2 separate regions of the Homo sapiens genome follow, and region 2 is linked to region 1. A link is a loop called in an ENCODE intact Hi-C map of the cell type or tissue named here. Cell type or tissue: Caco-2. All regions are shown on one strand. Links, peaks and the distances in the headings refer to the core of each region. The heading gives the core; the rest is flanking DNA.

Region 1 (5,375 bases), core at 59-5,058:
CACCACCACCAGGAAAGACATCAGTATGAAATGGGAGATGTTTCTAAGTGAACACAATTATGGTTTTTCTTTTTCCTTTGTCTTTAAATAAACTGTATCCTTTCGGCTGGATGCGGTGGCTCACACCTGTAACCCCAGCAATTTGGGAGGCTGAAGTGGGTAGATCACCTGAGGTCAGGAGTTCGAGACCAGCCTGGCCAACACAGTGAAACCCCGTCTCTACTTAAAATACAAAAATTAGCTGGGCATGGTGGTGTGTGCCTGTAGTCCAAGCTACTTGGGAGGCTGAGGCAGGAGAATTGCGTGAACCTGGGAGGCGGAGGTTGCAGTGAGCCGAGATCACGCCACTGCACTCCAGCCTGGGTGACAGAGTGAGACTCCATCCCAAAAATAAAATAAAATCAGATCTCAGGCACTCTCCTTTTGCAGTTCCAGTTTGATTTTGTTTCACCGCCTGGATGCCTGACTTCACGTTTATTCATCGCTTGTGTGCAACTAGTTTACCTAAAATTAAGCAGCTTGAAAAAGACATCCTTTTGTCTTAGGTTCATAATCAGCACATATTGTTTATTAATATTTACTAGCTTCACAGAGCTGCTCAGAGGAATAATTAATAATGAACGATGGGTAAATCTACTTGCAGACACAAAGCATGGTGGACACGGAGGCAGGGTCTTGGCAAGGCACCTGGTAACCCATGTGCAGCCAGAAAGACAGAGCTAAGCGGTAACCTCACAATTTTTAGATGCTTTTTTTCTTTTTTTTTTTTTTTTGGTGGTTGGGGGATACTACAGAGCCACTGGCATCAAAAATGCAGCCCATAATTTCTTAATTTCTAAATGGAATTATTTATACCATACAGATAGCAACCAAGCCTAAGCAACATGTAACTTAGGGGGCAACTTGGGAATTTAAACCTTTGAAACTAGATTTTATGTTTAAAGACGCTCAGAGACTTCCCAACGGATTATCCCAACCTAGCAGGCGAAGGAGAAACAAAAACTTCCAAGCAAAGAAAGGCTTCCTGGCCCTCCCCGACTTTAGCATCCCCGATGGCAGAGCAGCACGCGGCTAGGAAGCGGACCTAACGTCACTGCAGCCAAGAAAGTCCATTCAAGGGCACCAAAGAAGCAGCAACTTAGTTTCATCCAGTTTTATCCAGCAGGTCCCAGCCCTTGGAGACCCCAGAGGGCTCTGCAGAGCGTAGAGCGTATCTAAAAAGAAGTCTAATTTGTATTGATCTCTATGCCCAACTTTGCAATTCTCAGGATGTGTGCTGTTTTAAAATGAGCACATTTCACAGGAAATTCTGGGTGGGAAATGGTGGCTGTGTTGTGGGAGTGAGTGGTGGCCATACCGAGTACCCCTTATGTCTGTCTTTTGAGATACTATGAATGTAGCTTCTAAAAGGTGTGTCTAACAGCAACCCGCTTCGAAGGCCACAGAGGTCGGTCTCTTGTGAGCTTGCTGCCCAGGAGAGTTCCAGGGACCTGAACAGAGATAGACACAGTTTAGAAGCTGCTTGGACCTGAAGGATACACACGGCTCAGTACCTGTTTTGCAACCTGTCCCTGTATATGGAGCCACAAATTGCACCTTACTCAATAACAGATTAAAACAAAAAACAGGCTGGGCATGTTGATGCATGCCTATAATCCCAGCACTTTGGGAGGCTGAGGTGGGAGGATTGCTTGAGCCCAGGAGTTCGAGACCAGCTTGGGCAACATGGCGAGACCCTGTCTCTACAAAAAATACAAAAATTAGCGAGGCATGGTGGTGTGTGCCTATGGTCCCAGCTACTCGGGAGGCTGAGGTGGAAGGATGGCTTAGCCCAGAGAGGTCGAGGGTGCAGTGAGCCGTGACTGTGCCACTGCACTCCAGCCTGGGAGACAGAACAAGCCCTTTCTCAAAAAAATAACAAAATGAAATGAGAAGCGTTTGCATATGAGTCAATCAGTCAAGAAAGCAGAGAACCCTCTATTTCTGGAGTGACTAGCCACAGAAAATACGCTGTATATGTGAGCTTGGATCTATGGAAAATTGTTGATGCTTAGAGAATTATTATGTGTTTGGTCAATAACTGCCTTTTGAATACTTTTGGAATTCCTCTAAGCAAGCTTTCTCAGGCCTGTTCCCAAATAGTGACTTTCATGCGGTCCTGGAATTTTCTTCTGAATACACAACATGGCTTCTTTGTAATGAAACAATTTAGGAAAGAAATACAGTTGAAGACATTCTATATCTCTTGGCTGGAGCTGCTGGCCCTGGTAGATGAATCATAGAAGTCCATAAATGTCGAGCAAATTTGCACAGACTTTTCTTTTACTACCATATATGGCAAATATAGATCTATTTATCTCCATCTTGACATTAGCTTCGGCGATTTTTGTACCTTATTGTCTTTCTTACAAATTTCTCTTGATCTACGTCTCAGCCACACAAGACAGCATGTCCAAAGACAGTAACGTCATTCATAACCCTGGGATGGTGCTTTTTTTTTTTTTTTGGTATGACGGCAGAATGGCAGAATGTTTAAACTAGTAAGTATTTGAGGTAGATCAAAGTACCTAGCTATTTACATTCTTGCTACATCTTAGCGAACACCACAGGGCCGTAAGGATTACCGCAAGAATTTAACCTGAACAAGTTTTCTCCCCCAAGGAATTAGGTGTTTCTTATCACACATTTGGGAATCAGCTGAAAAACCGTGGTTGGTGCTGACTGCTTTTGATATATTCCTTAAAGAGATGAATACTGAAAATATTTTCAGGATTCTAAAAGCTGACTTGCTGGGAAATTCCATGACCGGCTAAGATGATTTAAGAATTCTCTGGGGGAATGCTTGCTTCATTCATTCATTGATTCATTCCTTCATTAAATTTGTACTGAGAGACAGAGATACAAAGACGGACAACCCCCTCCCCCCGCCCCCACTCTCCAGGACACAGAGTGGACACGGGAATGTATACCTTCTGGAAGCAGCCAGGGCCATCTCTTCATGACCCTGGGCAGTACCTTCAAAGAGTCCAGTCAGAGAGGACGCTGGGAAAAGTAGAGTGACTAGTCTATCTTCTGCTTTCATTATCATATTCCCCCATGTGACAAGTACAAAATCTTCAGCTACAACCTTTAAAAGCTACTGAAGGCCAGGCACAGTGGCTCACGCTTATAATCCTAGCACTTTGGGAGGCCAAGCCAGGTGCATGACTTGAGGTCATGAGTTCGAGACCAGCCTGGCCTACATGGTGAAACCCCGTTTCTACTAAAAATACAAAAATTAGCCAGGCATGGTGGCACGCACCTATAGTCCCAGCTACTTGGGAGGCTGAGACATGAGAATTGCTTCAACCCGGGAGGCGGAGGTTGCAGTGAGCCGAGATCGCACCACTGTACTCCAGCCTGGGCAACAGAGTGAGACCCCATCTCTTAAAGAAAAATTCTAAATAAATAAAATACATTTTTTTAAAAAAGCAAATCCTGTGAAATCAACAATATGGCAGACTATGTTTAAAACCTAATTGGGTGAAATTATTTTAGAATACCCTTTCAAAGAGTCCTTTCTGTAGTCCAAAATTATCTGAAATAAATAAATAAATTCAAGCGTCAACCAGCATGGCCAACATGGTGAAACCCCGTCTCTACTAAAAATACAAAAATTAGCCAGGTGTGGTGATGGGCGCCTGTAATCCTAGCTACTTGGGAGGCTGAGGTTGGAGAATCACTTGAACCCAGGGACCAGCGATCACACCATTGCACTCCAGCCTGGGTGACAAGACCGAAATTCCGTCTCAAAATAAAAAAATAAATTCAAGTGTCTAAGTAAGATAATAAAAATCCTCTCACCCTGCTGCCGAAAATGAGAGGGGTGTACCTCCGTGTCCTGCCCTGGTTAGGTACCGACTCCACCGGGTAGTTCTCCCACCCACAGGGAGTTCACCAAAAAAGGCAGAAGGCCAGGCGCGGTGGCTCATGTCTGTAATCTCAGCACTTTGGGAGGCCAAGGTGGGCAGGTCACCTGAGGTCAGGAGTTCAAGACCAGCCTGGCCAACACGGTGAAACCCGTCTCTACTAAAAACACAAAATTAGCTGGGCATGGTGGCGCACACCTGTAATCCCAGCTACTTGGGAGGCTGAGGCAGGAGAATCACTTGAACCTGGGAGGAAAAATAAATAAATAAGCAAGCAAGCAAGCAGAAGAGACCATGTTTGTCTCCAAAATCCCATCACCAGCGTATGAGAATAGCAAAACTGAAGAGAAACGCATTGGTGGTCTCGGGGAAGGGGCTGTAGGGGCTGAGCAGCTCCTGCCAGGCAGAGGATCACAAAATCCAAACGTGTCCTCCGAACGCCCACTGCGCTCTCAGTGCTGGGCTTGGCCACAATTTGGTGTGAATGCTTCAAGACTCACACCAAATCCTTGGCATGAATACACCATACAATGATATATCCAGAGACGGCTTACTCGAACAAAGAGACCGTCAATAACAATATAATTTTACTTTTTTTTTTTATTTTTCTGAGATGGAGTTTTGCTCTTGTTGCCCAGGCTGGAGTGCAATGGCATGATCTTGGCTCACTGCAACCTCCGCCTCCCAGGTTCAAGTGATTCTCCTGCTTCAGCCTCCTGAGTAGCTGGGATTACAGGCATGTGCCACCATGCCTGGCTAATTTTTTGTATTTTTAGTAGAGATGGGGGTTTCTCCATGTTGGTCAGGCTGGTCTCACACTCTCGACCTCAGGTGATCCGCCCACCTCGGCCTCCCAATGTGCTGGGACTACAGGCATGAGCCACCACGCCTGGCCAATATAATTTTACTTTTATAAAATGATATCCATGCTTTCAGCTTAGACACAAAGCACAACCGGCATCTTTTAGCGTGGTCCTCACGCCCGCCGGCAGAACTCCTTCACTGAGTTTCCTCAATGTCTTTTAGACACCTCTTCATCCTATAAATGTGCCACACATGCATGTGACATGTCCCTATGCACACACATATTTACTTAAATACGCACACACACATACAAACGAGTAACAGACAATGTCATCTCTACTTCCTTCCCTTTCCCGGAAGCTACAGGTATGTACATCACATGTATGTTGCCTGATATGAAAGAGAGGCCCAATCACGAATTCCATGATACAGATTTAAGAGATGCTATGCATGGTTCACTTGGTGAATCTCCCTTTCTTATGTAAGCACATATCCAAGTCAGTTTTTTTTTTTTTTTTTTTTTGAGACAGAGTCTTCTTGTTCTGTTGCCCAGGCTGGAGTACAGTGGCGTGATCTCAGCTCACTGCAACCTCCACCTCTGGGTTCAAGTGATTCTCCTGCTTCAGCCTCCTGAGTAGCTGGGGCTACAGGCACTCACCACCA
Region 2 (5,375 bases), core at 115-5,114, 430 kb after region 1:
TGTGCTTCTCTACCTCCCAGCATCCTTTGCAATTCACCTGGAGTCATGTGGCCAGTTCCAACCAATAGGATGTGAGCAGAAAGTGACTGCATCTCTTCTGGACTGGAGCAGTTAGGAGCCAAGGTCCTCTTTCTGTCTCTCTCCTCTCCTGCCGCGGTGATCTTAGAGGAATATCCACTCCAGAAAACAAAGCTGTAAGAGAGAAGGAAGCTGCCATACTGGATTTTGCATGGGGCAAAAATCAAACCTGTACATTGGGTTAAGCAACTGAGTTTTGGGGGTTTCTCTTACGTCGATTACCTGAGTATTATTACACTGAGATACAATCTGAGGAAGTAGGGTTTGTTATCTCTATCCTGCAGATGAGCACGCTGAGGCCCAGAGAAAGAACTCGGCTGAAATCTCTTAATTACAGAACCATTGCAGCCCACCGCGTCTGATTCCAAACCCCGTGAGGTTTTGCCTGCTCTTTGCATGGTTGGCTTGTTGAAAACAAAACAGCTCACAGGGGCACAGGCCAAGGAGAAGGTAGAAACCCAGGAGCAGCTCTCTCCAGTTTGCTTTTAAAACTTGCATGTCGTTAAAACCCAATCAGGCTTGTGTAATCTGTGATTTTGGGGGTAGGGGACAACTGCTATTCAGAAAAGCACGAGAGACAAGTAAAACTTCAGGGAACCTTGGCCCCCCAGGAGGGTGGCAGGATGCAGGGTTGGCCACGTGATGGATGTGCGTAGGGCATGAGGGCGGCGTGTGGGGCTGACTGTCAGATGCCCCACCTGCAGTGTAATGGATGGCAGGTAGGGGCCACCAGGACCCAGAAGGCGGAGATAGGGCCTGATTTACAGGCACCAGGGAAGAAAATGCAAACAAGATTTATGGCAGCTCAAATGACTCGTTGGAGCCGAGTTTCTTATCCATCACGTGCATCTGAATGTGTATTTATGGGTTTCCAAATGATCCTGTCTCGCGGAAAATTATGTCCAAAGAACATCAACAGCAATTAATCTGCGTTCGGAAGAGCTGATCCCAAGTGGAGTTCAAGGCCTCTTCTAGTCTCTCAGAGATGCCGAGGGCTGGTCCCATTTGTGCGTGCACAGGTTGGAGAAGCAGACACAGGCCAACAGATGCTCTGAGTCAAGCCTTGCATGGCAATCAATGTGCAGAGATGACCACATCTCACAGAGCCCTGCCTGCACCCGGCTGTATCTGATGCTGAGCTGCAAATGTTCACCAGTTAGCCACGTGCTTCTCTACCTCCCAGCCTCCTTCCCAATTCACCTGGGGTCATGTGACCAGTTCCAGCCAATAGGATGTGAGCGGAAATGACTGCATCTCTTCCAGGCGGGAGCTCACAGGTGCTACTAAGAAAACAGCCCAGGGAGAGGGCAAGAATACCAGCTCTGTCACCTAACTGCTGAGTGACCCCAGACAAGTTACTTAACCTCTCTGAGCCAGTGTCCTCATCAAGAAATTGGAAGTAACAGCAATAGCTACCATGGAGGGTAATTCTGAGGCATACAAGATCCTGCATATGAAGTGCTTAGTACAGGAAGGGCCCATAAATGGTTTCTTTTTCTGTTATCAACGTGATTATGACTCAAGCATCATATGTAATGCTTGGCACAATCTGACCACCCTACAAAACCAAACAAGACAAATTTCTGGCTGAAGCCCCATTTAGGAAAAGAGAGACCACTTACCAAGTGGCATACTCTGTATACCAGTGGCATAGGCCCCAGCCATTCAGATAATCACCTAAATGGAGGTTTTGTCTTGGAATGTTATGAATACATGAAAGAACTAGTTATGAATGGCTTGACCTGCGCGGTTCTCAGACCTGTAAATACTGTTTTTTATTTTTATTTATTTGAGACAAGGTCTCACTCTTGTCCAGGCTGGAGTGCAGTGCCACAATCATGGCTCACTGCAGCCTCGACCTCCTTGGCTCAAGCAATCCTCCCACCTCAGCCTCCCAAGTAGCTGGGACTACAGGTACATGCCACCATGCCTGGCTAATTTTTGTAATTTTTGTATAGATGGAGGGTCTCACTATGTTGCCTCAGGCTGGTCTCCAACTTCTGTGCCCAAGCTATCCTCCTGCTGCAGCTTCCCAAAGTGCTGGGATTACAAATGTGAGCCACCAGGCCCAGTTTAAGTACTTTTTTTTTTTTTTTTGCGGGGGGTGCGGGGAGGGCCAGAGTCTTGCTATGTCACCCAGGATGGAATGCAATGGCATGATCTCAGCCCGCTGCAACCTCTGCCTCCCAGGTTCAAGCGATTCTCCTGCCTCAGCTCCCTAGTAGCTGGGACTACAGGCATGTGCCACCACACCCAGCTAATTTTTTGTATTTTTAGTAGAGATAGGGTTTCACAGTATTAACCATGCTGATCTCAATCTCCTGACCTCATGATCCACCTGCCTCAGCCTCCCAAAGTTCTGGGATTACAGATGTGAGCCACCACGCCCTGTTTAAATACTTTTACTAAACCCTGAACTTTGGCACTGTTGAAGATAAGAGTCGACATTCCACCAGTACACACCAGTATGACTGTCTCTTTTATGTGTGTCAGTAAGTAGCAGTCACAAAACACTAGAAACTGTTGGCCAGACACCTGCTGCCCTGGGCCACCCCAGCCCTTCCACCAGGACTGCTTGATTACAGGGTGTCTTTGGCTAGGCACGGTGGCTCATGCCTGCAATCCTAGCACTTTGGAAAGCTGAGGTAGGAGGATCACTTGAGCCCAGGAGTTTTACTTTTTATTTTTATTTTTTTGAGATGGTGTCTTGCTCTGTCACCCAGGCTGGAGTGCAGTGGTGCGATCTCAGTTCACTGCAACCTCTGCCTCCCGGGTTCAAGTGATTCTCCTGTCTCAGCCTCCCAAGTAGCTGGGACTACGGGCATGCACCACATGCCCAGCTAATTTTTTTTGCATTTTTAGTAGAGACGGGGTTTCGCCATGTTGGCCAGGCTGGTCTCGAACTCCTGACCTCAAGTGACCACCCGCCTCAGCCTCCCAAAGTGCTAGGATTACAGGCATGAGCCACCACACCTGGCCATGAGCCCAGGAGTTTTAGACCAGCCTGGGCAACATAGTGAGATCCCATCTCAACAAAAAATTAGCTAGGCATGATGATGCATGCGTGTAGTCCCAGCTACTCAGGAGGCTGAGGTGGGAGGATCACTTGAACTTGGGAAGTCAAGGATGCAGTGAGCTATGATTGCACTAGTGCACTCCAGTTTGGGCAACAGAGCAAGACCCTGCCTCAAAAAACAAACAAACAGGCCAGGTGTGGTGGCTCATGCCTATAATCCCAGCACTTTGGGAGGCTGAGGCAGGCGGATGACCTGAGGTCGGGAGTTTGAGAACAGCCTGACCAACATGGAGAAACCCCGTCTCTACTAAAAAATACAAAATTAGCTGGACTTGGTGGCGCATGCCTGTAATTCCAGCTACTTGGGAGGCTGAGGCAGGAGAATCGCTTGAACCCGGGAGGCGGAGGTTGCAGTGAGCCAAGATCCTGCCATCGCACTCCAGCCTGGGCGACAAGAGTGAAAATCCGTCACAAACAAACAAACAAACAAAAACACGGGGGTGTCTTTGTTTGGGGGCCTTCATAGCAGAACCTAAGACAAGGTCTTGGGAGTTGGGAGTTTATTTGGGAGGCACCTCAAGGAACAGACAGAAGAAAAAAAGAGTGTTAAAGGGAAAGAGGAAAAGCTGGTGTCAGGGTGAGTTATCAAGGTCGCTGCTTCAGCAAAGGGGGCTTGATTCTGTAGGAACCCTTGCAAAGAGTACAGAATGTCTCCCAGAATTGTCCTTCTGCAAGAAGGAGCCTGGAGCATGTATCCACCTGTTCCTCCACCCCCCGAGAGGTAGAGGGTGTCCCTTGAGGACACTGACTTCCTCACAATCCTGGACAGAGCTTGCTCATAGCCTCAACAGACCCTTGTTGTTGAAAGGACCCTGAGCCAGAGAGGGAAAAGATGCTGTCACATGCTTGATGTGGGACACTCCCTGCATGCCTGTGCTTGCCCGTAACTGACCACCACTGCTGCTGCAGAAATCAGAAGGAAATTAATGGAAAGTGACACAGAGCACCAGAAAGTGTCTGCCACAGTCCACCCCTTGCACCACTCAGATCCACGTGTGCCCACCCCAAGTCCATGGTGGCACTGAGTCTTCGGGAGAGTGGACAGGCATGACCTACAGAGAGAGTGAATACAAAGATGTGTTGGAATGAGCTACATTCTGGGCAGCTGCAGCTGGTCCCAAGACCATAATTAATACTTGTCATCAGTCCCCTCTAGAGAGAACCCATGCAAGATTTCCTTCACCCTGAGCCAGCACTTCAGATGGTCTAAGGCTCTTGCCTGCTGGGGTGACCCAGGCCCTCATCCCTGAGGGACCCCAGCCTTTGGTTGCCTGTTCTCTGCCAGGCATGACTGCCCCCTGTTTACCGTTATCGCCAGGCACGAATGCACCAAGATCCTCATGGTCTGCTGGGCTCCTGGGGTCCTGGTAAAACCCCATGTTCCAGACAGACTCCTCCCTACCTCCACTGTGCAGCAGCCATCCATACCCCTCATAATACTCAGTAATGACCCCCATTAGTATGGCAGCTCCTTCCTTTGAATTCTATTTCATCGGCACAAGAAACCCAAAGTGACAGATAACATTTACACATGTACAGATGCAGGTTCAGAGGAACTTTTCATGGTTTTATTATTTATTTATTTATTTTGGAGACAAGGTCTCACTCTGTCACCCAGGCTGGAGTGCAGTGGTGCCATCATGGCTCACTGCAACCTCTGCCTCCCAGGCTCGGTAATCCTCCCACCTTAGTCTCCCAAGTAGCATGGACCACAGATGCACACCACTACAACTCAGCTAACTTTTTGGTTTTTTTTTTTTTTTTTTTTTTTTTTTTGGTAGAGATGAGGTTTCACCATGCTGCCCATGCTGGTCTCAAACTCCTGGGTTCAAGCGATCCACTGGCCTCGGCCTCCCAGAGTGCCGGGATTACAGCTGTGAACCACTGCACTTGGCCCATTTCAGTGAATTTTCTAATGGAAGTGTTTCTCTGGCAACTGGAAAATCGGGCTGTCTGGTGCCACTGGGGTCACTGGGAGTGATTTGGGAGGGGTCAGTCCTTGCTTTGGGAAAATTTCAATTCCAGCTACTGGGATACGGTGCATCAACTGTTGGTTCAATGCGTACGGCACATTGTAGAAGATAGCTCGTATCAGTAATATTTGTTTAAATTTTCTGTACTTTATGATGCTTTGACTTCTGGGGGCCTTGCTAATCCTGGAGAGACTGCTCCTTCCAGCGCTAGTGAATTCCTAGAGATGGTAAACAACTTTCCTGCGAGC

What was found. Peaks named below come from ENCODE experiments on the same cell type or tissue, not always from the same donor. Only the 100,000 strongest peaks of a DNase experiment are listed, where the experiment ranks them.
Region 2: a loop joins it to region 1, with 11 times the contacts of the local background. A loop is called at or near these places in 1 of 110 quality-filtered maps.

The regions. Positions count from the first base shown.
Region 1 is chr7:102,010,257-102,015,631 of GRCh38, reverse strand. All of the region lies in intron 2 of CUX1 (cut like homeobox 1), which reads right to left. Among named protein-coding and RNA genes, the nearest start is that of CUX1, 200 kb to the right of the region's middle. In Caco-2, for the core only: no CTCF peak of the experiment used is centred there; DNase peaks (open chromatin) are centred at 2,290, 2,611 and 2,981; H3K4me3 peaks cover 378 bases.
Region 2 is chr7:101,582,224-101,587,598 of GRCh38, reverse strand. LOC107986832 (a long non-coding RNA gene) reads right to left here. Exons shown (of 3, transcript XR_001745314.2): 2 at 38-192. Among named protein-coding and RNA genes, the nearest start is that of LINC01007, 16 kb to the right of the region's middle. In Caco-2, for the core only: no CTCF peak of the experiment used is centred there; DNase peaks (open chromatin) are centred at 868, 1,288 and 2,458.